2 separate regions of the Homo sapiens genome follow, and region 2 is linked to region 1. Evidence: chromatin loops called from intact Hi-C (ENCODE). Cell type or tissue: A673. All regions are shown on one strand. Links, peaks and the distances in the headings refer to the core of each region. The heading gives the core; the rest is flanking DNA. Region 1 overlaps ROCK1 (Rho associated coiled-coil containing protein kinase 1). Region 2 overlaps ROCK1 (Rho associated coiled-coil containing protein kinase 1).

Region 1 (15,673 bases), core at 3,842-11,841:
TTTGCCATTATTTTTTGAATTTGTGACTTACGTTCATAATTGTAGGGGTTTGTACTTTCTGAACATAGGAAGTGTAATTTTTTATTTGTATATCTATTAAAATGTAAAGATATGATTTTCTTCTCTAGTATACTTGCCCTCTCTGTTTGGGATTATGAAATATAGAGTGTATTTTTATTACAGTTCCTAAACAATTAATAGGAAGGTAGATGTTCAAATTAACGTCCAAAGTCTGATATCTCAGGGAGGTGAGAGTTTATCTTATACTTGTGTTATATTAAGGGTAGGCCAACCTGTGCCCCTCTTAATTGATCCATACTTCTGATACCAGATTTTTGGCAAGAAATTGAAAATTTTCTCAGATTGTTGTCTTGAACTACTTTTTTTTTTTTTGAGACAGGGTCTGGCCCTGTCACCCAGGCTGAAGTGTGGTGGCATGATCTCAGCTCACTGAAGCCTCCACTTCCCGAGCTGAAGCCATTCTTCTGCCTCAGCCTCTTGAGTAACTGGGACTACAGGCAAGCGCCACCATGCCTGGCTAATTTTTGTATTTTTTTTGGTAGAGATGGGGTTTTGCCATGTTGCCCAGGCTGGTCTCAAGTGAGCCATTGGCCTCAGCTTCCCAAAGTGTAAGGATTACAGGCGTGAGCCACAGCACCCAGCCCTCAAACTAATTTTGAAACAGTGGACTGCAATTAACTTTCCTTTTTCTCTTTTCTGTTATTCATTCATTCATTTGACAAATGTTTATTTGGTGTGTACTGTGTGCTAGGAATTCTGCTATGCAATGGAACACCATGGTGAGTAAAAACAAACATGTCCCACTTTCATGGAATTTATAGTGTCAGGAAAAGGATTAATTAAATGTCTATCACACTAAGATAGGAGTGGGGTATGGTGAAGGGCAGGTAAGAGATATGATCATGACTTTCCTTTAAGGTTTGGTTTACTTGTAGTAAAGCAATTAAGTGTATAGTTTTCAGATATGAGGCTGTAGATTGTATCAGATTCACTTGAGGCACTTGTTAAAAATGGAATCTGGGATCTTGCGTAGACAAACAAAATCACAATTTTTTGGGATGATTCTTAGGATTTGCATGAGATGTGGATTCTTAGACACACTCAAGTTTGAAAACTGTAGTTACAGTGGAAAGAATGTGAATTTTCATTCTGTTTGGTAATTTTATGATAAAAATTTCAAATATACGCAGAAGTAGGGAAAATAGGATAGTGAACTCCTGTTACTCAGATTTTGCAGTTTTCAAAATGTCATCACATTTGATTTCATTAATCACCCTTTTTCTTACCAAAATATTTTAAAGTAAATTCCATATATTGTCATTTCATCCTTACATACTTCAATAAGCATCTTTGAAAAAAAAAAAGGACATTTTCTTACATAATCATAATGGCCATTATCATGCCTAGCAAAATTAAAAGTGCTTTGGTATCATTAATTCCCAGTTTATATTCATATTTCTGATTGTCTAAAACAGTGTCTATTTTACAGTTGCTTTATTAGAATCTGGATCCAAAGTCCAAATGTTGCTTTTCTTTGGTTAGGTCCTTTAAGAGTCTTTTAAGTCTCTTAATATAGAGAAATCTCATTCCCCCAACTTCTCCAACTCCCCTTCCCCTGCATGTTGAAGGAACTAGGTCAGTGGTACTATACAGGACCTTGTTTTACATTCTGGATTTTTCTTTTTACTTTCCTAATGATGTAATTTAACTTCTTCCTGTATTTTCCATATTTCCTATAAAATGGTAGTTAGATCTAAAAGCTTGATTTACTTATTTCAGATTTCTAGTCAAGGGTACTCAATAGATTGTATTTTCTTTTGCCTCACACGGAGGTGCATAATGTCTGCCTGGCCTGTAGTGATGCTAAGGTTGATCATTCTGTTCAGGTGGCATCAGTCTGTGATAGCTTCCTGTAAGAATCGTTCATTAACCTTTCATCTAATGGTTCCATTCATTCATGATCTTTAACTGAATCCCTGTTATTTCATTAGGGAATAGCAAAATAATGATTTTCTAATTCTGTTATTCCTTTCACATTTATTAACTGTAATTCCTCTGTTAAGAGTAGAACTTTTACATATTAATATCAACTAGGGCTGTATGTTTACCATGAAATCCAATTCATGAAATACAGGATGAATACTTCAATCTTTTCCTTAATTGCCACTTGTTATAGCAAGGTATTTTGGAGACTTATTATGATAGATATGCCACAAACTGGGTAACTTGAGGGGAGTTTAAGTAAAGGACTGTTTACAAAGGTATAGATAATATTTAAGGAAACTGGTAGGGATGGTACAGTGCTCTGTGACTAGTCACAGTGAGGAAGGGAGTTGCGATCGCCTCAAGGCCAGCAGGAAACAGGGAAGAGGAAAGCAGCTGAGGAGGGTAGCTCTATGGAAGAGGTCTGTCTGATGGGGAGTGTGCTTTCAAGTAAAGAGGAGCTTGTGGATCAAGTATTAAGGGAGACAGAGGAATATATCCCCTACCCTTATTCTCCTCCCTCCCTACATGCAGTCTCCTTCTGAGATCTCCCATTACCTGAAAAGCTAATATGCAAAAGAGCCTGTTGATATGATCCATATGAGTCACAAACAAGACATAACCAACATTTATTTATTTATTTCGCTCTCAGTCTTTTTTTTTTTTTTAAATTTTTGGCATCATTATAAACACATTTAAAAATATTTTTGGTGTGTTTTCAGTCAATTTATGTCATCCTTGCTGATACTCAGTTTGTCCTGTCTTTGGCTGATGGGGGCTTCTTCAGGTTGATTCTCATGTTATTTGTATATGACCCTAATTATCTTTGATAGAGCTTCCTTGTTTTTTTTTTTTTGCTGCAGTAAGGTACTCAGGCTCATCTTGTACATTTCTTGCCTCAGACTTGGAAATCAGCCATTCCTCCAGGAAACTCTTTCCTTTTGGTGGGGAATGCTACTCTTTACTATTGGATGAAATTGTTTCTTGTCCTTGTTCAGTGAATAGAGCTATGATATTTTATTTTTGAGAAGAAGAAAAAGTGACTGATTATTTCACCAACTTCTTGTCAGTTAGGCTCTTTCATTTTAGGTTTTTTTTTTTTTTCTTTTTTTCCAGTACTTAAAAAGTGCTTTCTTTACTTTTTGATGTAATTTTATTTTATTGTGTATGTGAAACATTTACATGCTTTTTGGTTGGTTTGGGTTTTTTTGTTTTTGTTTTGAGACAGTCTTGCTCTGTCGCCCAGACTGGAGTGCAGTGGCACCATCTTGGCTCACTGTAACCTCCTCCCTCCAGGTTCAAGCAATTCTTCTGACTCAGTCTCCCTAGTAGCTGGGACTACAGGCATGTGCCACCATGCCCGGCTAATTTTTGTATCTTTAGTAGAGGTAGGGTTTTGCCATGTTGGCCAGGCTGGTCTCGAACTCCTGAGCTCAAGTGATCTTGCCTGCCTCAGCCTCCCAAAGTGTTGGGATTACAGGCATGAGCCACTGCGCCCGGCCTGTTTTTTGAGACAGGGTCTTGCTCTGTCCCCCAGGCTGGAGTGCAGTGGCATGATCACGGTTCACTGCAGCCTCTTCCTCCTGGGCTCAAGCGATTCTCTCACTTCAGTTTCCTGAGCGGCTGGGACTATAGGCACGTGTTACCATGCCTGGCTGATTTTAAAAATGTTTTGTAGAGATGGAGTCTCGCTGTGTTGCCTAGGCCAGGATCAAACTCCTAGGCTCAAGGGATCCTCCCACCACAACCCCCCAAAGTGTTGGGATTAAAGGTGTGAGCTACTGTGCCAGGCCCATTTACGTGGTTTAAAAGTTAAAACTATATCAGATATATTCAGAATATTCTTACTTTGATCCACGTCTCTCTACCCTGTTCTTTTCCCTTTACTCTTTTTTTTGATTTGACATTTCAGTGTTTATTCTTATAAATATAAGCAAATATGTATCCATATACACATATACATAGATATATACATAGATATATTTATATTCTTTTTTAATCACTTTCTTACGCAAAAAGTAGCATGTTACATATTGGTGTATGATTTTCCTCCTTCCTTTTTACAGCTGAGTCCTGTTCCATTTTGTGGGTGTTAGCATTGTTAATTCAGTCTCCTATGGATGGACATTTGAGTTGTTTATATTTTTACCAGTGTGTCTTTGGAGTAGATTCCTAGAAGTGAGATTGCTGGGTTAAAGACACATGCATATATAATTTTGCTCACTGTTAAAATATTCTCCCTCTCCTAAGAGTTGTGCTATTTTACATTTCCACTAGTAATGATATGGGATTGTCTGTTGTCCTCACCAACAATATGTTGTAAGACTTTTGAATTTTTGTCCATTTAATAGGTGACAAGTGCTATTTCAGTATAATTTGAATTTGAATTTTATTTTCTATTTTTTCTATTCTAACATTAATATCAATTTCTGTTCTTCTCATGAGTAAGGTTGAATATCTTTTCATATTTTAAGGGCTATTTGAATTCCTTCTGTGATCTGCCCGTCCATATTTTTTGTTCATTTTAAATTGTTTTTCTTCTCAGTTTTTAGAAGCTCTTTATGTATTAGGGAGCTTAGCCCTTTTTCTGTGGTAAAATGCAGATTTTTTTTTTTTTTTGCAATTTTTCATGTTTTAGACTTTGCTTCTGCATTTTGTTACTTTGCCGCACAATTTTTAAATGTCTCCAAATTATCAATCTTTTGTTGCTTCAAAATTTTGAGTCATAGTTAGAAAGATTTCCCCTATGTCCAGATCATAAAGGAATTCATCCATATTTTCTCTGATGCTTAATGTTTTTTTCAGTTTTTACTTTGAAATCTACTCGGAATTTATCATGTATGGTAAATTTTGAGATACATCCAATTTTATCTTTATTCAAATGGCTATCTGTTTATCTCCACAGCATTTATTTTAAAAATGCCTATGTTTGTTGGTTGACAATGCCACTTTCTTCATATATTAAATTTCCATGTGTACTTGGGATTATTTCTAACCTTCTGTTCCATTGGTCTCTCTTGCTTTTTCATGTGCTAATACCACACTGTGTCAATTATAAAGGCTTTCTAATATCTCTTCAGCTTTTAAAATGTCTAGTAGGGCCATCTCCACCCCTGCTCTCCCATGCACATACACCGTCACATTGAAGCACATGGGTGTTTTTTAGGGATAACTAGCTTCCAACCCTGGCTTTGTTGTTTACTAGCCCTTGGTCCTTGGACAGTTTACTAAAGCACTGTGATATCCATTTATCCCATCTCTGAAATGGGATGATGATGCCTACCTTATATTGTTGTAAGGATTACATGACACCAGCAGAACTGCCTTGTCAGGCATGAATTCTGGAGTCAGACTGGGATTTTTCACTCCCACCCAGGTCGACCACTTATTAGCCCTGTGACTTTGGGTAAAGTTCTTAAGAGGAACTCAAACACATCACCTTCAAATAAGATTAATCATAGACCCTCATAGAACTCTTAAGAGTATTAAACGTGGTAATGCATGTAAGTGCTTTGCAGAGTTCACAACATTTAGTAGATGTTAGCTGTTTGTAATCATCGTCATCATTATATATCCTTATGATTTGTCCTTGGGAAAAACTACTTTTGATCTAAGTGGATTATTATCTATCTCCCAGCTCTGCTGGCCAGGTTTTTATTTAGTTGTGTAATCTTGGACAAGTTACCTAACTTTTTTGAGTCTGAATATATTTAATCTGCAAAATGAGAATCATGATAATACGTCATAGGCTTAATTAGGAGGATTAAATGAAATAATTTATAGGTGGTGCCATGGTTACATACAAGTATTAGTAGTTAATTCTTTTCCTTTGTTTACTTTTATAGTATAGGTTGGATGAAGGTTCCAGTATAGGCAAAAATACTACTTGGGGGTAAAGTAGAGTGTGATACTTTATTTGAAATGTTCCCTGAATCTGATCTTTACTTTTTGTTACTGCTGCACTACCCAAATCCAAATTTTCATCCCAACATTCTTGGATTTGTGGGACAGCGTAGCAGCTTTCCAATATAATCTATACTACATCTTTTCTTAACTTTGGTGCTTTTTGTCATGTGGTCTCAGTGTACCTATTTACTTAGTCTTTATTCCCAGCATTTCCCAAAATAGACTGCGCTCTACTGGATTTTCTTGCTTTCTATAGTATCTCACCTACTCTTTCCTACTTTTGCTGTCGTATTTCCAGGACCTACCTTTCTCTCCCCTTGAGTTCTCCCCCATGTCCTCCTCACACAATTTTCTCATCTTTATAGTCTGACATAAATCACAACTGTGTTAAACTGTTACTTTCTTTTTTGAACTCCTGTAGTCTCATGAAATTTAGAAATTGATCATAGTTGTCTTGTATAGGGCTATTTTGTTTGTTAATCTTACCTAATGAGAATTCCTTGAGGGCTAAGCATAATTCTAGACATCAGTGTTCAGTATTACTTATTGATTGGTGTGAATGATTATCTCCCCTTTCCCCATTCCTTTGTTTTTTCCCTTTCTTTCTCTGAATTAGTTGATCATACCTATCTGGTATAGGGCTATCTTGTTTGTTAATCATACCTAATGAGAATTCCTTGTGGGCTAAACATAATAATTCTAGACATCATGTTCAATAATGCTCATTAATTATTGTGAATGATTATCTCCCCTATTTCCATTCTCTTGTTCTTTCCCTTTCTTTCTCTGAATTAGTTAGGACTCTTTCAGTTGTAAGTGATAGAACCCAACATAAATATTTGTAGACAGGCTGGGCATGGTGGCTCACGCCTGTAATCCCAGCACTTTGGGAGGCTGAGGCAGGCAGATCACCTGAGGTCAGGAGTTCAAGACCAGCCTGGCCAATGTGGTGAAACCCTGTCTCTACTAAAAATACAAAAGTTAGCTGGGCATAGTGGCAGGCGCCTGTAATCCCAGCCACTCGGGAGGCTGAGACAGGAGAATTGCTTGAACCCGGGGGGGCAGAGGTTGCAGTGAGCCAAGATTGTGCCACTGCACTTCAGCCTGTGTGACAGAGTGAGACTCCATCTCAAAAAAAAAAAAAATTCGTAGACAAAAAATAATTTTAAAAATGCTTTATTTTAAATTTTTATGGGAACATAGTAGATATATGTATTTATGGGGTACATGTGATGTTTTGATATAGGCATACAATGTATAATAGTCACATCAGGGTAAATGGAGTATCCATCACCTACAACACTTGCCATTTCTTTGTGTTAAGAATGTTTTGATTCTACTCTTATTTTTTTTTTTAATTTTCAATTTTTGTGGATACATAGTAGGTGTATATATTATGGGGTACATGGGATGTTTTGATACAGGCATGCTGTGTGTAATCACATCATGGAAAATGAGGTATCCATCCTCTCAAGCATTTATCCTTTGTGTTACAATCCAATTATTCTCCATTAGTTATTTAAAAATATATGATTAAATTATTATTGACTATAGTTAGCCTGTTGTGCTATCAAATACTAGATCTTATTCATTTTTTCTAGCTAGTTTTTTTTTTTTCTTGTACCCATTAACTATCCCCCCAGTCCCTTTCTCCCCTACTACCCTTCCTATCTCTGTCTCCATGAGTTGAATTGTTTTGAGTTTTAGATCCCACAAATGAATGGGAACATGTGAGATTTATCTTTCTGTGTCTGGCTTATTTCACTTAATGTAATGACCTTGAGTTCTATCTATGTTGTGCAAATGATAGGATTTTATTCTTTTTTATGGTTGAATAATATCCCATTGTGTATATGTACCGTATTTTCTTTGTCCATTGATCATGGACACTTAGGTTGCTTCCATATCTTGGGTGTTGTGAATAGTGGTATGATAAACATGGGAGTGCAGATATCTCTTCGCTATACTGATTTCTTTTCTTTTGCATATGTACCTAGAAGTGGGATTGCTGGATTCTATGGGTAGTTTGATTAGTTCTTTGAAGAACCGCCAAACTGTTCTCCATAGTGGTTGTACTAATTTACATTCCCGTTAACATTGTAGGAGAGTTCCCGTTTCTCCACATCCTCAGTTGTATTCATTATTGCCTCTTGGATTAAAAAAAAAAGCTACTTTAACTGGGGTGAAATGATACCACATTGTAGTTTTGATTTGCATTTCTCTGATGATCAGTGGTGCTGAGTACCTTTTCATATACTTGTTTGCCATTTGTATGTCTTTTTTTTTTTTTTTTTTTTTGAGACAGAGTTTCCCTCTTGTTGCCCAGGCTGGAGTGCAATGGCGCAGTCTTGGCTCACCGCAACCTTTGCCTCCCAGGTTCAAGCGATTCTCCTGCTTCAGCTTCCCGAGTAGCTGGGATTACAGCCATGCACCACCACACCTGGCTAATTTTTTTGGTGTTTTTAGTAGAGATGGGGTTTCTTCATGTTGGTCAGGCTGGTCTCGAACTCCAGACCTCAGGTGATCTGCCCACCTTGGCCTCCCAAAGTGCTGGGATTACAGGTGTGAGCCACCGCGCCTGGCCATCTTTTTTTTTTTTTGAGACAGGATCTCATTTTGTTGCCCAGGCTGGAGTTCAGTGGTGGGGTCATGGCTTACTGCAGCATTGACCTCTCTGGCTCAGATGATTCTCTCACCTCAGCCTCTTGAGTAGCTGGGACTACAGGTGCGTGCCACCATGCCCGGCCAATGTTTGTATTTTTTTTTCTTTTTTTGTAGAGACAGGGTTTTGCCATGTTGCCCAGGCTGGTCTCAAACTCCTCGGCTTAATGATCCTCCTCCCAAAGTGCTGGGATTATAGGCATGATAGACGTCTTCTTTGGAGAAATGTCTATTCAGATCCTTTGCCCATTTAAAAATTGGATTATTAGACTTTTTTTCTCCTGAGTTGTTTGAGCTCCTTATATATTCTAGTTATTAATCCCTTGTTTGCACATATTTTCTCCCATTCTTTAGGTTGCCTCCTCACTTTGTTGATTCTTTAAAAAAGAATTTTGGATTCAGGAAAACCTAGTCTCATTAAAGGTAAAGATTAAGTTGAACTTCAGTAAAAACTAGAATTTGGGCTTAAATGCAAGCAAGGCTCATTCTCTGTGTTCTCTTACGTTTTTCTTTGTGTTGGCATCATTCTCTCAGATTGTAGACTGGTTTTAGTCACATGTGGAAAATATGGCTGCCTACAGCACTGGAACTTTATATCTAACAGCTTCAGCTTTGACCATTGACTTCAGATCTTTGAGTCTTGAGTATAGAGCTCTGGAGGAAAAGATTCATTAGTTACATTTAGGTCAGTTGCCAGGTGCCCACTCCTTGACTAATTTTTTTTTTTTTTTTGAGATTGAGTCTTGCTCTGTCACCCAAGCTGGAGTGCAGTGGCATGATCTCGGCTCACTGCAACCTCCACCTCCCAGGTTCAAGCGATCCTCCTGCCTCAGCCTCCCGAGTAGCTGGGACTACAGGTGCACACCACCACACCTGGCTAATTTTTTGTATTTTTAGTAGAGATGGGGTTTCACCATATTAGCCAGGATGGTTTCAATCTCCTAACCAAGTCTTGATCTGCCTGCCTCGGCCTCCCAGAGTGCTGGGATTACAGATGTAAGCCATCGTGCCTGGCTCCTTGACTAATTAATTGTGATCAGGCGGGTAGGGTCACATGAGAACTTTGAGAATGGGGAGGCAGTTTGCAGGAAAATGAGGGCAGTAGGGCAGGGCAGACAGTGCCGTAGGTGTACATTATGCTACCCTTTCTTTCCTCTTTGTCCTTAGAGAAGTCATATACACTCTTCTAAAGTGCAGTTTTCTCAATCTGTAAAATTGAATTAACAATAATTTATTTCATGGGGTACTGAGGAGGACTAAATGAGATAATTTAGAAAGCAGCATTTGAAACTTCACAAAAACAATAGAGTAACCTGGTGATAAGTGGCTGTACCTTGGTCTCTCACAACGTGCCCTGTGCTTATTTGGCCTGGCCCCAAAGGTTTTGCAAATGATGTGACTGCAGCTGGTTTTCCAGATCGGCTTCTTTGGTGTTGTCCACCAGAGAACTTGTGATTACAAGACGAGTGCCAGTAGCTTCTAAGACTATTTGTTCAGGTACAGTGGAAAAAGTCTTTTCTTCTTACCTTCAAATAGAATCTCTAATTGATCTGACCAATTTAGATATAATGTACCCATATCTGAATCAATCTCAGTCAAAATAATGGTGTGCTGATGAGCATAGGTCTGCATCATGTGCTCCAGTCTTGGAACTGGGGAAGAGCCAGCTTATACCAAGATACATTACGGTTGCATGAAGGAGGGGTGGAAATTGGAGTTCATTTACCATTATTAAATTATCTGACATTAAAATAAATATTGCCAGCCGTTTGCCAAACCTCAACTTAAGACCACCAACTGAGATACACTTGGACCTTTAAGAGAGGGATACCTGTGTGCTGCATTGCCTTGATGATATGTCATAGTGAGGATTACCAAATGCCTGTTGATGGATCCAGTCACATTAGAACCAAATACAGATTCTTGTGATTCATCACAGCTCCACCATATGAGAATTGAAGAAAAAGTCTTGTTTCCCATTTAATAAATTATTTTATCTTTTAAAAAATGTGGTTTAAAAAATGCCAGGCTATATGAAGAGGATGAGCATTTTCTGACACTTGCTAAAAAGAAGTTGTGTTGGTTTTTTTTTTTTTTTTTTTTTTTTAAAGATGAGGTCTTGCTTACCCAGGCTGGAGTGCAGTGGTGCGATCATGGCTCACTGCAGCCTTGACCTCCCAGGCTGAAGCAGTCCTCCCACCTCAGCCTCCCGAGTAGCTGGGACTACAGACCTGTGCCATCACAGCTGGCTAACTTTGTTGCATTTTAGTACAGATGAAGTCTTAACGATGTTGCCCAGCCTGGTCTTGAACTCCTGGGCTCAAGCAATCCTCCCACCTTGGCTTTCCAAAGTGCTGGGATTACAAGCAGTGCCTGGCCGGTTTTGTTTTATTTTGTTTGGTTGATCCAATTTTTTTAGTGGGGAAGGGAAAATCAAATTTTATACAGAAGCCAAATAAAGAGATTCCCTTAATCATCATTGTAACTCTCCAATACCTTGTTCCTTCACCTGTCAAAAGGAAGGGATTGGCTGTTTAGTAATTTATGAAGACATTATTTTAATGTGAAGAGGCTATAAAATAATAGTTTTACAATTGGTCCCTGAACAGCATGGTGGTTAGAGGTGCTGACTCCCCTAATAATTGAAAATCTGCATGTAACTTTGACTCCTCCCCAAATTTAACAGTTTTTTATTTTATTTATTTTTTGAGACAGCGTCTCGCTCTGTTGCCCAGGCTGGAGTGCAGTGGCATGATCTCGGCTCACTGCAACCTTTGCCCCACCGCCCACCCCCGGTTCAACTGATCCTTGGGCTTCAGTCTTCAGAGTAGCTGGGATTATAGGCATACGACACCACGCTGGGCTAATTTTTGTGTTTGTAGTAGAGACGGGTTTCACCACGTAGGCCAGCCTGGTCTCAAACTCATGGGCTCAAGTGATCCACTCGCCTCGGCCTCCCAAAGTACTGGGATTACAGGTGTGAGCCACTCTGCCCAGCCCCAGATTTAACAATTAACAGCCTTACTAATGTAAAGATTCAACTAGCACATATTTTGTGATATATGTACATAGTTATTTAATTTTTGAGATGGAATCTCGCTCTGTCACCCAGGCTGGAGTGCAGTGGCATGATCTTGACTCACTGCAACCTCTGCCTCCTGGGTTCAAGTGATTCTCCTGTCTCTGCCTCCCGAGTAGCTGGGACTACAGGTGCGTGCCACCACACCTAGCTCATTTTTGTATTTTTAGTAGAGACGGGGTTTCACCATGTTGGCCAGGCTGGTCTTGAACTCCTGACCTCGTGATCCACCCACCTCGGCCTCCCAGAGTGCTGGGATTACAGGCATGAGCCACCATTCCTGGCTATTATATATCTTATATACTGTATTCTTACAGTAAAGTAAGCTAGAGAAAAGAAAATATTAGGAAAATCATAAGGGAGAGAAAATATATTTACTATTCATTAAGTGGAGGTAGATCTCATAAAGGTCTTCATCCTCGTTATCTTCATGTTGAGTAGCTGAGGAGGAGGAGAGATTGGTCTTTGTATCAGGGGTGGCAGAGAGGGAAGAGGTAAAAGAGATGGAAGGGGAGGCAAGAGAGGCATACTCGGTGTATATTTTATTGAAAAAAAAAATCCACATATAAGTAGATCTATGCAGTTCCAACTCATGTTGTTTAAGGGTCAACTGTTACAGAAAAACAGATATTTTCACAGATTAAAAAGGTTTAAAAATTTACTGTTCCTATGAGATTAATTTTTTTTCCCTAAATGGTAATAAATTTTGCTTACTTAGCTTTTATGCTTCTGATCTATTGTACTTTGAGATACTGATGCTCTTACATGTAAGCTCTGTGAGAACAGGTATCTCATTGTCTTGTTCACTGTTGTATCACTGGTTCTTAGAGCCCTGCTTGGCACATTATAAGTTTTCAATAAACATTTATTTGTTGTTGTCGAATTTCTGGAAAATATCTTTTGCTTATTTGTTTCTGTAACAAGAGCTGAAGATGGTTGACATCATGTTAGGGAATAGGATATAATTGATAATTTGTTTAAATGTAAACTGTACCTATCCGGGGGATAACATTTTAAAACTGCAGGAGGTCTGTATGAAAATATAGATATTCTGCTCCCCACCCCAGTACCTCTTGAATTTTGAATGAAGGACCAAAAGCCAATAATGTGTTGTTTTGTGTGTGTGTTTTTTGATACAGAGTCTCAAAAATAAAGGGAATCACTTTATTTGGCTTCTGTATGCAGTGGTGGGATCATGATTCACTACAGCCTCAACCTCCTGGGCTTAAGTGATTCTCCCACCTCAGCCTCCTGAGTAGCTGAGATTACAGGCATGCTAATTTTACCTGGCTAGTTTTTGAATGTTTAATAGAGACAGGGTCACACTGTGTTGCCCAGGCTGGTCTTAAACTATTAGGTTCGAGGGATCCTCCCGCCTTGGCCTCCCAAAGTGTTGGGGTTACAGATGTGATGAAATGTGTCAACATTTGGCTGCATAATTCAAGGAACCAGTATTTTCTAAGTGACCAATCAATGCATGATGTTATAAAATCATCCATGAATAAAAGATCCATTCAAAGTAGAAGATAGACCAATAAATTTTAATGTTGCAAACTGTGCAAAAAGTTCAGAAACCATTGATATAATTTCAGATTCTACAATGCCACTAATCTTTAAGAAACACCCCTCGTCAAATTTGATGTAGTAGCAAATAATTTCCAGTTATCTGAAAAGACTGTTAACATACTCTTCCCTTTTCCAACTACAATCTCAGACTTAATAATGGTTCACTTTATGATTTTTCCACTTTATGATGGTGTGTGTAAAGCTATATGCATTCAGTAGAAACCGTACTTTGAGTACCCATACAACCGTTCTGTTTTTCACTTTCAGTACAGTATTCAATAAATTACATGAGATATTTGACACTTTGTTATAAAATAGGCTTTGTGTTAGATGATTTTGCACAACTGTAGGCTGATGTAAGTGTTCTGAACATGTTTAAGGTAGGCTACACTAATCTATGATGTTAGCAGATTAGATGTATTAAATGCATTTTCAACCTACAATATTTTCAACTTACAAGTGGTTTATCAGGATGTAAACCCCACCCATTATAAGTCTAGGAGCATCTGTCCATATCTGTGTGAAGTTAGATTTTCACGCTTCAAACCAAGGCAATGTATTGTCATAGATTGAATGCAGGCGCAGATATGAGTGTCCAGTTGTCTTCTATTAAGCTAGATGCTAAAGAGATTTGTAAAAATGTAAGATAATGCCATTCTTCTTCCCAATTAAAAAAAGTTTTAGGCCGGCTGCGGTGGCTCACGCCTGTAATCCCAGCATTTTGGGAGGCCAAGGCGGGTGGATTGCCTGAGGCCAGGAGTTCAAGACCAGTCTGGCCAACATGGTGAAACCCCGTCTCTACTAAAGATAGAAAAAAATTAGCCGAATGTGGTGGCGTGCCCCTGTAATCCCAGCTACTTGGAGGCTGAGGCAGGGGAATTTCTTGAACCAGGGGAACTTCTTGAACCAGTGGAGGTTGCAGTGAGCTGAGATTGCGCCGCTGCACTCTAGTCTGGGCAACAGAGCAAGACTCCGTCTTAAAAAAAAAAAGTTTTAATAAAATATGTTATTTATAATAACATATAATGGGAATTTTTTTTAAATTCCTGTCCTAGTTTATTTCTGCTGCTATAACAGAACCAAGACTGGGTAATTTATAAAGAACGGAAATTTGTTTTCTCATAGTTCTGGAGTCTGGGAAGACCAAGATCAAGGCACCAGCAGGTTTGGTTCTCTGATGAGGGTCTAGTCTCTGAATCCAAGAAGGTGCCTGGAAAGCTGCATCCTCCAGAAGGGAGGGGTCAGTATGTCCTCACATGGTAGAAGGCAAAAGGACAAAAAGGGTCCAAACTCCCTAATCAAACCTGTTCATCATGGCATTAATATACTTATAAGGACTCTGCCCTCATGACCTTTACACCTTCCCAAAGGCCCCACCTCTTAACACTGTTTCTCTGGGGATTAAGTTTCCAATAAATGAATTTTGGCACTTTCAGACCATAGCAAATTTGTTCAGATGATCCCTTTCTAGTTTCTTGAGAAAGGAACTTAGATTATTAATTGAAAATTATTATTCTTTTTCTTTTCTTAAAAAATTTATTTTAAGACAGGGTCTCACTCTGTCACCCAGACTGGAGTGCAGTGACGTGATCATAGCTCACTCTAGCCTTGACCTTTCAGGGGCTCAGGCTATCCTTCTGCCTCAGCCTCTCCTGAGTAGCTGGGACCACAGGCGTGTGCCTCGATGCCCCGCTAATTTTTAAATTTTTTTGTAGAGACGAGGTCTTTCTATTGTTACCCAGATGGGCCTTGAACTCCTGAGCTCAAGTGATCCTTCCACCTCAGCCTCCCAAAGTATTAGGATTATTGGCCTGAGCCACTGCGCCTGGCCATCATTACTCTTTTCTAATCATTTAATGCTATACATTTTTCTTTTAGCAGTGATTTAGCTGTATTCCACAAATTCCAGTGTTGTGTTCTCATTTTCATTCAGTTCAATGTATATTTTTATTTCCTTTGAGGCTTTCCCTTTGACCCAGAAATTATTTAGAAATCTGTTGTTTAGTTTCCAAGTGTTTGGAGATTTCCCTACTATCTTTTTCTTATTTATTGTAGTTTGTACATTTTGGTCAAAGAACACATTCTGTTATGATTTTAATTCTTTTTAATTTGCTGAGGTTTGAATTATGGCACACAATGTGGTGGTCTGTCTTGGTAATAGTTCCATGAGCACTTGTAAAGGATGTGTATTCTGCTATTTTGGGTTAGAATGTGATATAAATGTCAATTAGATCTTGTTGATTAATTGTGTTGAGTTCTTGATGATTTTGTGCCCAGTTCTATCAATTTTTAAGAGAGAAGTATTCAAGTTGCCGACTAAAATTGTAGATTTGTCTATTTCTCTTTTCATTTTTGTCAGGTTTTGCTTCACTTGTGTTGCAGTTCTGTTGTTCTGAGCGTACATGGTTCAGATTATTGTGCCTTCTTGGTGGATTGACTCTTTTGTGATCATATAAT
Region 2 (15,673 bases), core at 2,743-10,742, 56 kb after region 1:
TGTAGTCCCAGCTCCTCGGGAGGCTGAGGTAGGAGAATGGCGTGAACCTGGGAGGCGGAGCTTGCAGTGAGCCGACATCACGCCACTGCACTCCAGCCTGGGCGACAGAGCGAGACTCCGTCTCAAAAAAAAAAAAAAAAAAAAAAAAAAAAACAGCTGAAACTGTAAGCCAAATTTATCAAAGACTTCTTGAGCATTGTGATATTGATATAAATTTAATAGTAGACCCCACTGATGCACAAGTTAAATTAGAAATACAGTATTTCTTTGCCTAGGAGATTTGTATATTTACTGAAAATATTACAGTTTAAAAAAATTCTCAGTAAAAGAAATTCAAATAGTGTAGAAAATTATGAAGAAAGGATATCTCCATGTAACTCTTCTGAATAATTATGTTATAGTCATTTTGCATATACAAGGGTCTTTGTGGCATTTATGTTTGTCTTTTTTTAAAACTAGACTTGCAACTTCTGTAATTTGATTATTTTACTTAAATCTTTTATTAACATTTTTGCCACTTTTTAAGTGAAACAATTTTGTTTAACATTAATGAATGTGTTTTGTTTGTTTTTTCTATTTGTATAGCTTTTTTATGCATTCCAAGATGATCGTTATCTCTACATGGTGATGGAATACATGCCTGGTGGAGATCTTGTAAACTTAATGAGCAACTATGATGTGCCTGAAAAATGGGCACGATTCTATACTGCAGAAGTAGTTCTTGCATTGGATGCAATCCATTCCATGGGTTTTATTCACAGGTAAAGATAAAAGTGCTTTAAATTTTCTCATTTGTTGAGGGAAATAGCTAAAAATAACTTTAACATTTCTTACTCTCAGTTCACCCATTCTTCTTCCGTATGACATAAGTGACCTTTCAGAACTCAAGACTCTGGCCAGGCGCTGCCTCACGCCTGTAATCCCAGAGCTTTGGGAGGCCGAGGCAGGCAGATCTCTTGAGCTCAGGAGTTTGACACCAGCCTGGACAACATGGTGAAACCCATCTCTACAAAAAAAAAAAAAAAAAACACAGGTGTGGTGGCATGCACCTGTGGTCCCAGCTCCTTGGGAGGCTAAGGTGGGAGGATCGCTTGAGCCTGGGAGCAGAGGTTTCAGTGAGCTGAGATCTAGTCACTGCACTTCAGACTGGGTGACAGAGTGAGATTCTATGTCAGGAAGGGGGGAAAAAAAGAACTCCAAACTTTGAAGTTTATAATTTTAGCATTTCAATTTAATGTTGATATAAATGTATTCTTTAATATCCCTTAATCTGATCATATAGCCTTTAAATGGTGTTCTGAAAAGTAAAACTTGTAAACTAGTTTTCTAAGGTATGTGCCAGGAGTTAAACACTTTGATGTTAATTTTTTAAATATGTAACTTAATTTGCTTTTAATTAGTGAATAGGTCGTATTTATTCATTAGACGAATAGTTTCATTTGTTGTACAAACACTGCTTGAATCCTGTGTGCAGTTGCTGTGCCTACATGTCAGGGATCAAAAATGAAAGTGACTTAGACCCTGCCGTGGGGTTTTTTTATGTACTTACCTATCTAATATGTTTCAATCACCTTTTATGTCTGAGTGTTGTATTTTTGATGGTCTGTCTCTCTCAAATGATTTGATTTTCCCTCTGAAAGAATGAAACTTTTAAAAAAGGAATATATATGTTTTCTTCTGAGGCATTAACATATAAAGAAGTTTCTTTGATGAAATTTAATTTATAGATGTGGATAGAGAACACATACAGATCAAAGATGGCCTTACCTAGATTGAGGATGCTTGACCTAAAATAACTGCCTCATATAATTTTTACAGTGTCTAATCTGTTTCAGAAAATACTGTACTATTTTTTCCCTCCTGCAGAGATGTGAAGCCTGATAACATGCTGCTGGATAAATCTGGACATTTGAAGTTAGCAGATTTTGGTACTTGTATGAAGATGAATAAGGTTAATTAACTAGATTTTAATTTAGTTTTTGCTAATTCAAGGTAGATGCTTCTTTAGAAAATGGTTTAAGAATTCTTTAGAAAATGGTGTAAGAATTTACTAACCATAGCTGGACTTGTCCAGAATTAATATGACCTTATTTGTTGAACTAGATACCATGGTTTCAATGTTGTATTAGTAACTTGTTAGTGATTTATTTTTTCCTCTCTATTTAGGGTAAATATGGATTGCCAGATTTACTAAATCCTTCATAACAACTCTAATATACACTACTGGTAACTAGGAATGGAATTAGCTTAAATGTCACTAAATACTTATGCCAGTGTTAAAATTAGACTTTCATAAAAATTGGATTCCAGTAATGTGTGTATTTTTTAGTGTTTTACTTCAGTTAACATATAAAAGATTTTACTGCTTATTTTAGGAGTGAGTCTTAAAAGATACCTATCCTCACTGTTTATATAATAAATAACATATACACAGCTGTATATGTATATACATATTATGTATATGTATATACATATACATTATGTATATGTATATACATATAATAAATAACATAAATAAATATGTTATTTATATAATAAATAACATATACACAGCTGAAGGAGCTGAAGGAGCTGTGTATATGTTATTCCTTCACTTCATATACACAGTGAAGGAAACACTGCATGAGAACTTCTGTATGAACATTTAGTTATAATGCTGTTTCATTAATACCAGCGAATATAGGTAACAGCTAACAAGTCTCTCAGGTTTGTTGGGGGAGGGCAGTTAAAATTCACATCAAATAGACATTCAGTGTGCTTTACACTATTATGCCCTTTTCCCATACATATGCTTCCCCAGTTTGTATTTGTACAGTCAGCTTTTGTATGTTTCTTTTGTAGTTTCAAACATAGTTAAATAGCTATTTTAGTAGAAAATAATGAAGTCAGTGTTTATACCAATATGTTGTAAAATGCCCTATCCTATGAACTCCCCAGTGTATTTGCACTGGCCTGTGTACTTGTTCTCAGCAGTTAAATGGTTTCATGATATTGGCACAACTTGGGGAATAATAAATGTGGCAGTATGTTTTTCTAGTGAGCATTATTACAAAATAATCACTGGTGTGTGTATATATGTGAATACACATATAATGTGTGTGTATATGCATTCACATGTATACACATACATACATTATATGGTATATATGTATATGGTGTGTATATAGTATGTATATATATGATTAAGCTGTGTTAATTTTTGTCAGGTTTCCATTCAGTTTTAATATATGATATTTTATAGCTCAAAGATTTGGAGTCCCATAGGTAATATTAATAAGAAAGTCATTTTAAATAATTGAGACTTTATATCCTAATTCAAAATTTGACCTGCCGCGCTTTTTAGGAAGGCATGGTACGATGTGATACAGCGGTTGGAACACCTGATTATATTTCCCCTGAAGTATTAAAATCCCAAGGTGGTGATGGTTATTATGGAAGAGAATGTGACTGGTGGTCGGTTGGGGTATTTTTATACGAAATGCTTGTAGGTGAGTAAGGAAGATTTTATGTCTCTCTATTACAGTTGTTCATCTCAAAACTTGCCACTTGGCTCTTTCTAATATATTTATTATATTAAGCAATCTTGATTTTATTTGTGGGTAATAAACATGATCCAAACCTGCTTCGTATGTGTTTTTAAAAGCATTTAGAGGCTTAGAGCAACTTTGTGATGTGTTCTTTTATATATTAGGTGTATGTTTTTAGTTTAATACATACCTAATAATCTTTTTAAACGGGTAACTTTGACTCTTCCTTTGAAACTGACTTTTTAAAAATGTATTTCATTTTGCTTTTGTTTTCTTTATCAATTTTTCAGGTGATACACCTTTTTATGCAGATTCTTTGGTTGGAACTTACAGTAAAATTATGAACCATAAAAATTCACTTACCTTTCCTGATGATAATGACATATCAAAAGAAGCAAAAAACCTTATTTGTGCCTTCCTTACTGACAGGTAAATAATTTTAAAACTGAGCCTGTATTAATTCTGAGGACTTCTCATCTTCTGCTCCATTTTTAAGGTCCATATCTGAGCTTCTACATGTAAATTGTTAGAATATAAATGACAGTGAAACCTGATGTAATTTTATGATATTCTAGATGTCTTTTGTAGATCTCAACTCACTTATCATACCTAAGAAATTGTGATAATAATACAGTCTTGGCTGATGGCTAAACTAGATGACTTTTTTCTTTTATTGTTCAATTTTTAACTTGGTTAATTATAAAAATTACTGTGTATTTTACTGAATCTAAAAAAATTTTTTAACATAACATCTCTGAAATTAGAGTACATCTCACAGTCAATGGTATGAGTTGGGAGCATCCTTTTTCATAGTGGTATAAAAACGGTGATACACCTTATACTTTAAACCATTTTAGATTTGATGATGTATGGTATATGGTTGTTGAAAGAGTCAATAGTATAAAGCCATTTTTAAAAGTATACTATCTTTTTTCTTCTAGACATAATAGTTGGTGTTCCATCTTGTAGATCCAACAAGCATTTTAATAATAATGTCTGTCTGCATTTTTGAAAGAAAAATGGCATATTATATATACCTTTGTGGTTTACTTTTGAAATTTGAAAGTGAACCAGATGTATTAGTAAGATTATATTTAATGTTTATGATTGTATATTGTTAAATATTAGGGAGACCTAGTACTTTTAAATATGTTTCAAGTTGAGATTTGCTTTAACTTGTCTCCCTTCATTATGTCCTTTAGAGCTTGAAGTATGGTTTTTCAAATGTTTACTTTTTTTTTTTTTTTTTTTTTTTAAATAGAGACAGGGTTTTGCTCTGTTGCCCAGGCTGGTTTCAAACTCCTGGGATCAAGTGATCCTCCCACTTCAGCTTCCCAAAGTGCTGGGATTACAGGCCTGAGCCACCCATGCCTGGCTAATTTTTACATTGATTGATTGATTGATTGAGACAGAGTCTCACTCTGTTGCCCAGGCTGGAGTGCAGTGGCATGATCTCGGCTCACTGCAACCTCCACCTCCCGGATTCAAGTGATTCTCCTGCCTCAGCCTCCCAAGTAGCTGTGACTACAGGTTCCTGTCACCATGCCTGGCTAATTTTTGTATTTTTGATAGAGAGGGTTTCACTATGTTGGCCAGGCTGGTCTTGAACTCCTGACCTCATGATCTGCCTGCGTTGGCCTCCCAAAGTGCTGGGATTACAGGTGTGAGCCACCGCACCTGGCCAATTTTTACATTTTAATATAAAGCATTGTATTATGCTGTTTATTAGGTGCTAGGGATATAGTAGTGAGGAAGATACAGAGCCACTTTTCTCAAATACCTCATAGTCCTTTGGGGGAATTAGATAAGCAAATCAGACATTTATAGTACACACAGCTAATTACCATGAGATAAGTACCATGTGCCGGAGAACCATGGAGAGGTTTTCTAATCCAGTTTGAGAGTTAGTGAAAGCTTCTTGGAAAAATTGTCACATGTCTAAGCCAACTTATCTTTTAGCTTATGCAAAAACTTAGAATTTAGAGTATTTTCTTTATTTATAAGCACTGTACTAGGGAAAAAAGGTGCTAACTTTCTTTTTCCAATTCAGCTAAAATCACATTTTTAAAAACTTTTTGCTCACCAAAAAAGAGGCTGGTATCAGTAACTTGTCCAGTGAAAGCTCTGAATTCTGTGGCAGTATCAAGAATTAGTAGTCATTGGCTTTTGAATGGTCAGAAATAATTAATAGATTATAAATTGGAAGTTCAAAATTTTAAATGTGTTTCTGGAGGTTTTTGGTAGCATCTGGTATTGCTGCCTAAGTAAAGTTTTGGTTGGGGAAAAAAAAGCCTAACTTTACCATTGTAAGAAAAAAATAACACACACACACAAAAAACTGTCAAGAAAATGCATGGTGCTTTATTCATTTTGCTAATGAAGTAAGGTGGTGATTAATCTGGATTTTTGTTGTCAGTAGAAAAGTCATGGGTGTTTTTTGTAGTTATTCTTTAGTTTTCTTTTTTTTGAGACGGAGTCTCGCTGTGTTTCATCCAGGCTGGAGTGCGGTGGCGCAATCTCAGCTCACTGTAGCCTCTGCCTCCCGGGTTCAAGCGATTCTCCTGTCTCAGCCTCCCAAGTAGCTGGGACTACAGGCGTGTTCCAGTACACCCGCTAGTTTTATATTTTTAGTAGAGATGGGGTTTCACAGTGTTGGCTGGGCTGGTCTCGAACTCCTGACCTCAGGTGATCCACCCCACCTGAGCCTCCCAAAGTGCTGGGATTATAGGCATGAGCCACCATGTCCAGCCTTTCTTTAGTTTTCTTTTAAAAAAATTCTTTAATGTTCTCAATCTTTAACATATTTTCTATTTGGGCTGATACTATGCTGACAATATAATTTCACCTTAGAACTATATTTGTCGTCCTACACTGATTTAATATCCTGCCCACAAATAAACCTGGACAGGTTATAATAAGATCTTAAATGATTGATTACTTTTCTCCTTCTGTCATTATTCAGGGAAGTGAGGTTAGGGCGAAATGGTGTAGAAGAAATCAAACGACATCTCTTCTTCAAAAATGACCAGTGGGCTTGGGAAACGCTCCGAGACAGTAAGTTTTTTTTTTTCTTTCATATTTTAGTGAATATTTGAAAGTAGTTGTGGTAGTTTGTTGAAACTACATTGCTAAATATTTGTGTGTATCTGATGAAAATCAGAAGCCACAAATACTATATGGGAATTGTCCTAACCTATTAATTTGATAATATTGGGCAGATTATATTGTTACTCCTCTTATGTCCCACGCAGGATACCCAGATGAAATATAAATGTAATGGATTTAGGCTCACCAGTCATAATTTTACATTTGATCTTTGTTGAATTGTTCATTTTAGGCGTTAGTTATCTTATTATGGAGGTGGTCAATAAGTAGTAAGTAATGAGATTAAAATATATGTTTTTGTGAGAAGACAAGTTATTCTCTTGTTTTTATTAAAACCCAAAATATAAGAAGGTTCTATTATTAATTCCAGAATTCAATTTAATTTTATTTATGAGTTTATAGGATATTGTGATATACTTGATTCCATCAGGCTTTTGCAGCTGGCAATTCAGAAACAAAAATGTATTGTATAAGAAACTAATTTTCAGTCAGTTTAGAACACTTTCTTACTTTTTAAAAAAAGTTAAAATTACAAGATGATTCACAGAAAACTCTACAACATAGCTGAATCAAAATTATCATGACACCAAAGGTTCTCATCATCTTCGTGGATTTGGGAGGTAAAGAATTCATCTTTCCCCTGCTGACATCTTAGGATTTTTTTCCCTGTTCATCTATCAGAGAAAGGATAATGTATCTCAGTCCCTAACTTGCTGCCTTAGCAATAGCAGTGAATAGTAACAATGGAAATGAACTCAGCTACCTTATTTTAGAAAGTTACACAGTAGTTATTTGTCTTAAGGACTGCCTATCTAGTTGAGACAGTGAAGGATAGTACTTTGCAGAGAGATGGAAATCTTGTTAATTCTGATGAAATAAATCATGTAGGTTTGCTAATATTAGTGAAGCATTCTAGTTATCAAATATTTTAAAAGAACAATTGTATTGCCTTCAAGTACTATAGCACAGTACTTACATTGTGCTGAGCTATAAAATTGTCTAAGGAGGAGAAAGGGAAAATAAATCCTCTGGAAATTAAGAAATTATACAACAAAGAACATCATTGAATGACCAGCTGTCTGAGAAGCTGTAAGAGCAGCTTGACTTTGGGAGAATTTTATTAGCAATTATATACTAGGAAATAAGGAACTTCCTCCTCTTCAGAATTAAATGTGACATAATTATTATCTTCATGCTGCAAGTGAAATTGTTGCATGACAAAGAGATGATCAGGGAGTGAGAAATGGTTACATCAAAACACTTTTTGTGTTTTTATTCAGGTTATTCTCTTAGTAAAGTTTAAGAAGGCTGAAGACGTACAAATATTATTATAAATCTGAATAAAACTTTGAAGGGGACTGAAGAAAATACAAAATAATATTTTGTATTGCTTTAAATTCTTTTTCAAAGTTAAGCAATGCATAAATAATTATAGAATAACCACACAATAAATCAACCGCAAAAGTAACAAGGATATTTTTCCTTTTATGTATTGAAAAACCGATCACTTGAAAGAGGAGGTAATTTAGTCAACAACTATTTACTGAACACCTGTTGTATATTGATCACTGTTCAATTTCAGACACTGGGAAAACAGCAGTGATCAAACCACCAAAAGTTTTCTTTCTCCCTTCTGGAGCTCATAGTCTTATGGAATTAGGGAGTCCAGATCAGTGGCATTTTATTATATTGCTGTACCTCCTTCATAAAACTACTTAAGATCTGCATTATCTATGGTTTTATTCTAGCGTGGTTAGATTTAGCATACTTAAAAGAATTTTGGTAGTTTTTCCTAATTCTAAGAGGTCCTGTTTTGTGGTTATTGGAAAAAACAAAGAAAAATTGAAATCTGTAGAACTTATTGTTCTTTGCTTCCCTTCCCCTCTTCCTACCCCTTCTTTACTTCCCACCCCTAAAATACCAAGAATTCTTTTATTCTGAACTGACCTCTTTGACCTGCTAAATTTTTAAAACTTATGTAACAGTTATAATTCCTTTTAATTTTTTTGGGTTTCCATTTTCCGTGGCAAAATTGCTTTCTAATACAAATAATAGTTTTTTTTGGTATTTTTACCACTTAACATGTCTCCACATTGCAATGGCAATTAATCTTCACCTTGTGTTCCTTGGTAATGTGGGAGCAGGATACAAAATAGCTTGATTTTTGGCAGAATTTCCATGAGCTTCCTGATCTTGTTCACAAAGTATGAAGATTTTAACACTATTTTTCCACTCATTTGAGATAAAATTGAAGGAGTAACATGAGTAAGATCAAAGATAGGAGAAGGACAAAAGAAATGAAAAGACCTAAATAACTTACTACAGGTCATAACTGCAAGCAAACAACAATGTCAAAATTCAGATCTAAGTCTCTTAACTCCAAAGCCTTTGATCTTTGAAGTACCATGTACGATTTAAAGATCGTTACCTGTTCAGTGTTATATAGATCAAAAATGGAAGGAATTGACAATTGTTGGCAGTTAAATTTGGGGGAAAAAAAATAACATTTATTACATATTTAGCATACATTATTAATAATACTGTTATATTTAGTATTTAACATAGTATTAATAATTTCAAATGAAATAAATGGCAAAGGATTTTGCTAGTTACCACATATTTAACATATTAATATTAATAATGAATAGGGCCAGGTGGCTCTATTGTACAGTGTTCTACAGTATTATACAGTGGCTCATGCTTGTCATCTCAGCACTTTGGGAGGCCAAGGTGGGAGGACCTCTTGAGGCCAGGAAACCAACCTGGGTAATGTTGCGAGACCCTATCTCTATAAAAATAAAAATAAAAAATTAGCCAGGTGTGATGGCATGCACCTATGTTTCAACTACTTGGGAGGCTGAGGTAAGAGAATCACCTGAGCCCAGGAGTTCAAGGGTGCGGTTAGCTATGATAATGCTACTGCATTCCAGCCTGGGCAACAGAACAATAACTGTTTCTTTAGAAAAATTAATAATACTACATTAAATATGTGGTAACTTGCAAAACACTTTGCCATATATTATTATCTCATTTGAAATAAGATATTGGTGTTACTTAATCAACCTATAGTTTGTGGGCAACACACAAGATGCTAACAGTGGTAATACTTCTGCCGGCTCAAAACTCATTGTGTACACACATATATATTATTCTAGGTTCTGTGAGTTAATCAAGACTAGTAACCTTTCTGTTTGAATTTTACATTCTCACGGGAGAGATTATCAATGTGGGCTTTGTGAATAAAGAACTGAAGGCCTAGCAAGTTTCAGGGCTCTTTTACTTAGGAGTTTAGACGTTCTGAACATTATAATGGATTTTTAAAAAATAAGTTATCTCTTTGTATTGTGATAAAGTATGCATAAGATAAAATTCCCCATGTTGGGCATTTTTAACTGTACAATTCAGTGGCATTAAGTACATTCACATTGTCTTAAAACTATTACCTCTACTGTGTCCAGAACTTTTTCGTCATCCTAAACTAAACTCTTAAATAGTAACTCTCCATTTCCCTGTCCAGTAATCACTATTCTTTCTGTCTCTATGAATTAGACTACTACTCAGGGTGTTTCGTTTAAGTAGATTACTATAATATTTGTCTTTTTGTGGCTGGTTTATTTCACCTAGCACAATGTCTTCAAGGTTCATTCATGTCATAGCATGTATCATAATATTCCATTGTATGGATATACTATATTTTGTTTATCCATTTATCCGTTAATAGACACTTAAGATTGCTATCTCTTTTAGCTATTGTGAATAACAAACAGTAGAATACAAATATCTGCTTTCCATATTATATTACGGATATTTTATATCCATATTAATGTTATATATATGGATATTCTGTAATATCCCTGTTTTCTATTAATTTGAGTATATACCTAGAAGTGGAATGGCTAAGTCATATGATAATTAGTTAGTTTTGTAGAGACAGAGTCTTGCTGTGTTGACCAGGCTAGTCTCAAACTCCAGGGCTCAAGAGATCCTCCTGCCTCAGCCTCCCAAAGTGCAGGGATTGTAGGCATGAGCCACCATGCTCAGCCATATGTTTAATGTTTTGAGGAAATGCCATAACATTCACAACATTTGCACCATTTCACATTCCCAGCAGCAGTGCACCAAAGTGCTGGGATTGCAGACGTGAGCCACCACGCTCAGCCATATGTTTAATTTTTTTGAGGAAACGCCATAATAGTATCCACAATGTTTGCACCGTTTCACATTCCCAACGGCAGTGCACATGGGTCTGGTTTCTCCACATCTCCAGCATTTGTTCTTTTCTGTTTTGTTTGTTTGTTTTTTGTGTTTAAATAGTAGTCATCCTAATGGATGTGAAGTGGTATCTCATTGTGGCTTTGATTAGCATTTCTCTAATGACCAGGAATGGTAAACATCTTGTCATGTTGCTTATTGGCCATTCGTATATCTTCTCTTGAGAGATTTCTATTCAAGTTCTTTGCCCATTTTAAAATTTGGTGGTTTGGTTTTTTTGTTGTTGTTGAGTTATAGGAGTTCTTTAAAAATTTTGGATATTAATCTCTTATCAGATACATGGTTTGCAGATATTTTCTATTCTCTGCACTCTGTTATTAGTGCTTTCAAGCACAAAATTTTTAATTTTGATGAGATCTGGTTTATTTCTTCTTTTGTTGCTTGTATCTTTGGCTTCGTATTTAAGAAATCATTGCCAAATCCAATGTCATGAAATGTCTTACCTATGTTTTCTTTGAATTTTATAGTTTCAGCTAGTATGTTTAGGTCTTTGACCCATTGTGAATTAATTTTTATATAGTGTATAGTAAGGGTCCAATTTAACATTTTTGTATGTGGATATCCAGTTTTCCTAACACTATGTGTTGAAAGGACTGTCCTTTCCCTGCATTGAAAGTTGTTGGCACCTTGTATCAATCATTAAACCATATACATGAGGGTTTATTTGTGGGGTTTTTGTTGTATTCCATTGATCTGTATAAGTTTGTTTTTATGTTGGTACCACACTGTATGATTATGGTAGCTCTGTAGTAAGTTTTGAAATCAGGAAATGTGAGTCTTTCAACTTCGTTCTTTTTCAAAATTGTTTTGACTATTTGGGATCTCATGAGATTTCATATGAATTTTATAATGGGTTTTTACGTCTTTGCCAAAAAGGACATAGGGATTTTGATGGAGATTGCATTGAATCTTTAAATTACTTTGGGTAGTATTATCATCTTAACAATGTTATCTTTTCCAGTCCATGAACACAGGATGTGTCCCCATTTATTTAAGCCTTCTTTAATTTCAGCAACGTTTTTAAGTTTTTGGTGCATAAGCCTTACACCTCCTTGGTTAAATTTGTTCCTAGGTATTTCTTTTTGACTTTTTTTTTCATTTTTTTTTTTTTTTTTGAGATGGAGTCTCGCTCTGTCGCCCAGGCTGGAGTACAGTGGCTCGATCTCGGCTCACGGCAAGCTCCGCCTCCAGGGTTCATGCCATTCTCCTGCCTCAGCCTCCCGAGTAGCTGGGACTACAGGCACCCGCCAGCACACCCGGCTAATTTTTTTTTTTTTTTTTTTTTTTTTTTTTTAGTAGAAACGGGGTTTCACTGAGTTAGCCAGGATGGTCTCGATTTCCTGACCTCGTGATCTGCCCACCTCCGCCTCCCAAAGTGCTGGGATTACAGGCGTGAGCCACCGCGCCTGGCCTTTGACATTATTTTAAATGGAATTGTTCCCTTAATTTTCTTTTCATATTGTTTATTGCTAGTATATAGAAGTAGAACTTTTATTTCTGATCTTGTAACCTGCAATTTTGTTGAATTTGTCTATTACCTCTAATATATTCTTTTGTAGCTCCTTTAGGGTTTTCTATGATAGGATCATGTCACCTGCAAATAGAGATAGTTTTACTTCTTCTTTTCCAATTTATATGCCTTTTATTTATCATTCTTGCCTAATTACTCAGACTAGAGCTTCCAGTAAAGTGTTGAATAGCAGTGGTAGAAGTGGGCACCTTGTCTGTTCCTGGTCATAGGGGGAAGCTTTTAGTCTTTCACCGCTGAATATAATGTTAGCTGTGGGATTTTCATTAATGTCCTTTATCATATTGAGGAAGTTCCTCTCTAGTCCTTGTTGGCCAGGTGTTTTCAATCATGAAGGGGTGTTGTGTTTGTCAAATGCTTTTTGTATGACAACTGAAATGATCATATGGGTTTTTTTTCTTCATTTTATTTTATTTTTTTAATAGAGATAAGGTCTTGCTCTGTTGCCCAGGCTGGAATGCAGTGCCATGATCTTAGCTCACTGTATTTTTGAACTCTCAGACCCAAGGGATCCTCCTGCCTCAGCCTCCTGAGTAGCTAGGACCACGGTCATGTGTCACCACACCTGGCTAATTTTCTTTTAATTTTCTGTAGAGCTGGGGTCTTGCTATGTTGCCCAGACTGGTTTCAAACTCCTGGTCTTAAGCCACCCTCCCTTGGCCTTCCAAAGTGCTAGGGTTACAGGTGTGAGCCACTATGGCCCTATTTTGATTCTTTATTTCTTTTAAAATAGATTTTGTCAGCCTGTGTTTTCTAGGAATGTCTCTATTTCATCTAAGTTATCTAATTTGTCACTGTAGGCCGGGTGTGGTGGCTCACCCCTGTAATCCCAACACTTTGGGAGGCCAAGGCAGGTGGATCACTTGAGGCCAGGAGTTCGAGATCAGCCTGGTCAACATGGCAAAACCTCATCTCTACAAAAAAAAAAAAAAAAATAGCCAGGCATGGTGGTGCACTCCTATAGTCCCAGCTACATCAGAGGCTGAGGCAGAGAATCACTTGAACCCGGGAGGCACAGGTTATAGTGAGCTGAGATTGCACCACTACACTGGAGTGTAGTGCAATGCACTCCTGGGTGTTTTTGAGACTCTGTCTCAAAAAAAAAAAAAAAAAACTTTCCTATTTGTTTTCTATGTCATATATTTCCTTTTTATTCCTCAGCTAATACATTATTGCTTTCTTTTGTGTTTAGTTTTTTCCCCTAGTATGCTATTTTGATTCCTTCTTCTTTTCCTTTTCTGTATATTTTTTAGTCATTTTCTTATTAGTTAACGTGGAATTACACTTAACATTCTAAATTGAAAACAATCTAGGTTGAATTGATACCAGTTTACTTTGAGTAGCTTAAAAACCTGCTTCTGTTTACATTTATCTAAATAGTTACCTTTACTGATACTCCTTTTTCTTCTTCATATGGCTTTGAGTTAAGACAGTTTGATTATGGCATGTGATTATGATGTGTCTTCATGTGGAGCTTTTGGAGTTTTTCATAGTTGGCATTCAGCTTCTTGGATGTGTAGATTTATATCTTTTACCAGATTTGGAAAGGTTTGGCCATTATTTCTTCAAATAGTCTTTCTGCCCCTTTCTCTCCTTCTGGAACTCCCATAATGTGTATGTTGGTCTGGTTGATGCCACAGTTTCCTTAGTCTCTGTTCACTTTTTCATCCTTTTTCTTTCTGTTCCTCACACTTGATAATTTCATTTGTCCTATCTTCAAGTTCACTGGTTTTTTTTCCTCTGCCTGTTCAGATCTGCTGTTGAAGCCTTCTAGTGAAATTTTAACTTCAGCTATTGTACTTTTCAGTGCTAGAATTTCTATTTGGTTCTATTTTCGATCTCTTTCATGATATTTTTTCTTTGTTAAGTCATCATCTTCCTGGTACTTCATCCATAGTGTTCATTTGCTTTTTGAACACATTTAAGAGAGTTTAAGATTTTGTTGAGTAAATCTAATATCTTGGTTTCCTCAGAGGTGGTTTCTATATTATTTTCTTTTTTTTTTTTTTTTTTTTTGAGATGGAGTCTCGCTCTGTTGCCCAGGCTGGAGTGCAGTGGCACGATCTTAGCTCACTGCAAGCTCCGCCTCCTGGGTTCACGCCATTCTCCTGCCTCAGCCTCCCAAGTAGCTGGGACTACAGGTGCCCGCCACCACACCTGGCTTATTTTTTGTATTTTTTAGTAGAGACGGGGTTTCACCATGTTAGCCAGGATGGTCTCGATCTCCTGACCTTGTGATCCACCTGCCTCAGCCTCCCAAAGTGCTGGGATTACAGGCGTGAGCCACCACGCCTGGTGGTTTCTAACATTTTTCTATATTCCCTGTGAATGGCCCATATTTTCTTGCTTCTTTACATGCTTTGTAATTTTTTGTTGTAAACTGGACATTGTTTTAAAGCAGCTGTATCCTTCTAAGAGGGACATTTTGGATATTACAGTGTTGTAACTCTGGAAATCAGATTCTTCCTCTTTCCCCCAGGGCTTGCGGTTGTTGCTTGTTGTGGGCTGCAGTCATTCATTCATTTAGTGACTTTTCCAAACTAATTTTGCAAAATCTGTATTCCTTGTCATGTGTATTCACTGAAATCTCCATTTCATTATCTCAGCCAGTGACAGAGATTTCCTTAAATGCCAAATTTTTATAGCCTCTTTCTTCATTAAACACTCCTTGCTTGTTATTAGTTTTTTATTAGATTCCAGAGTTCTCAGAAAGTTGCTCTGGTCGTTTTTGCCAACTCAATGGTTGCTTCAGTGGAGGTATGATTTCTTTGAGTTCCCTACTCTGCCATTTTTGACAACATCTGCTGGACTCTTTTTTATGGAACATGATTTCTAAATTAACAGTTATTTAATGAAAACAAATTTTTAAACAAATATATACTGATGTTTATTCCATAGTTATCTTTATTCTTATTAGTTCTGAAGTGATTAAATGGCATTATATAAAGCCTAAGCATCTTAATTTAGAAGCAGAAATAATTATTTTTATAACTCTTCCAATATTTTCCCCACTTGTATCTCAGAATTTAAACAGGTGAGAATTTGTCATTTTAGAACTACTGTGAAATAGTGTCATTTATAAAAAGAGTAGGTCCATCAGAAACAGCAAGAGAAAATGCAGCACACTTACTCTGTTCTCTCTTTCTGATATAATTTTAAAGCAGGTTTTCTGAGCTTTAGCAGTTGACAGATCATTCTTTTTGTGGGGATTATCCTAAACTTAAGGATGTTTAGTGGCATC

The links. Peaks named below come from ENCODE experiments on the same cell type or tissue, not always from the same donor. Only the 100,000 strongest peaks of a DNase experiment are listed, where the experiment ranks them.
Region 2: it touches region 1 in a loop (2.9-fold over the local background); 16 of 110 quality-filtered maps call a loop at or near these places.

Annotation. Positions count from the first base shown.
Region 1 is chr18:21,087,586-21,103,258 of GRCh38, reverse strand. The region is part of intron 1 of ROCK1 (Rho associated coiled-coil containing protein kinase 1); the gene reads left to right. Among named protein-coding and RNA genes, the nearest start is that of ROCK1, 16 kb to the left of the region's middle. In A673, for the core only: no CTCF peak of the experiment used is centred there; no DNase peak of the experiment used is centred there.
Region 2 is chr18:21,030,380-21,046,052 of GRCh38, reverse strand. ROCK1 (Rho associated coiled-coil containing protein kinase 1) reads left to right here. Exons shown (of 33, transcript NM_005406.3): 5 at 586-761; 6 at 1,867-1,951; 7 at 3,344-3,488; 8 at 3,818-3,956; 9 at 6,490-6,581. Among named protein-coding and RNA genes, the nearest start is that of ROCK1, 74 kb to the left of the region's middle. RefSeq lists a silencer at 11,897-12,084. In A673, for the core only: no CTCF peak of the experiment used is centred there; a DNase peak (open chromatin) is centred at 7,682.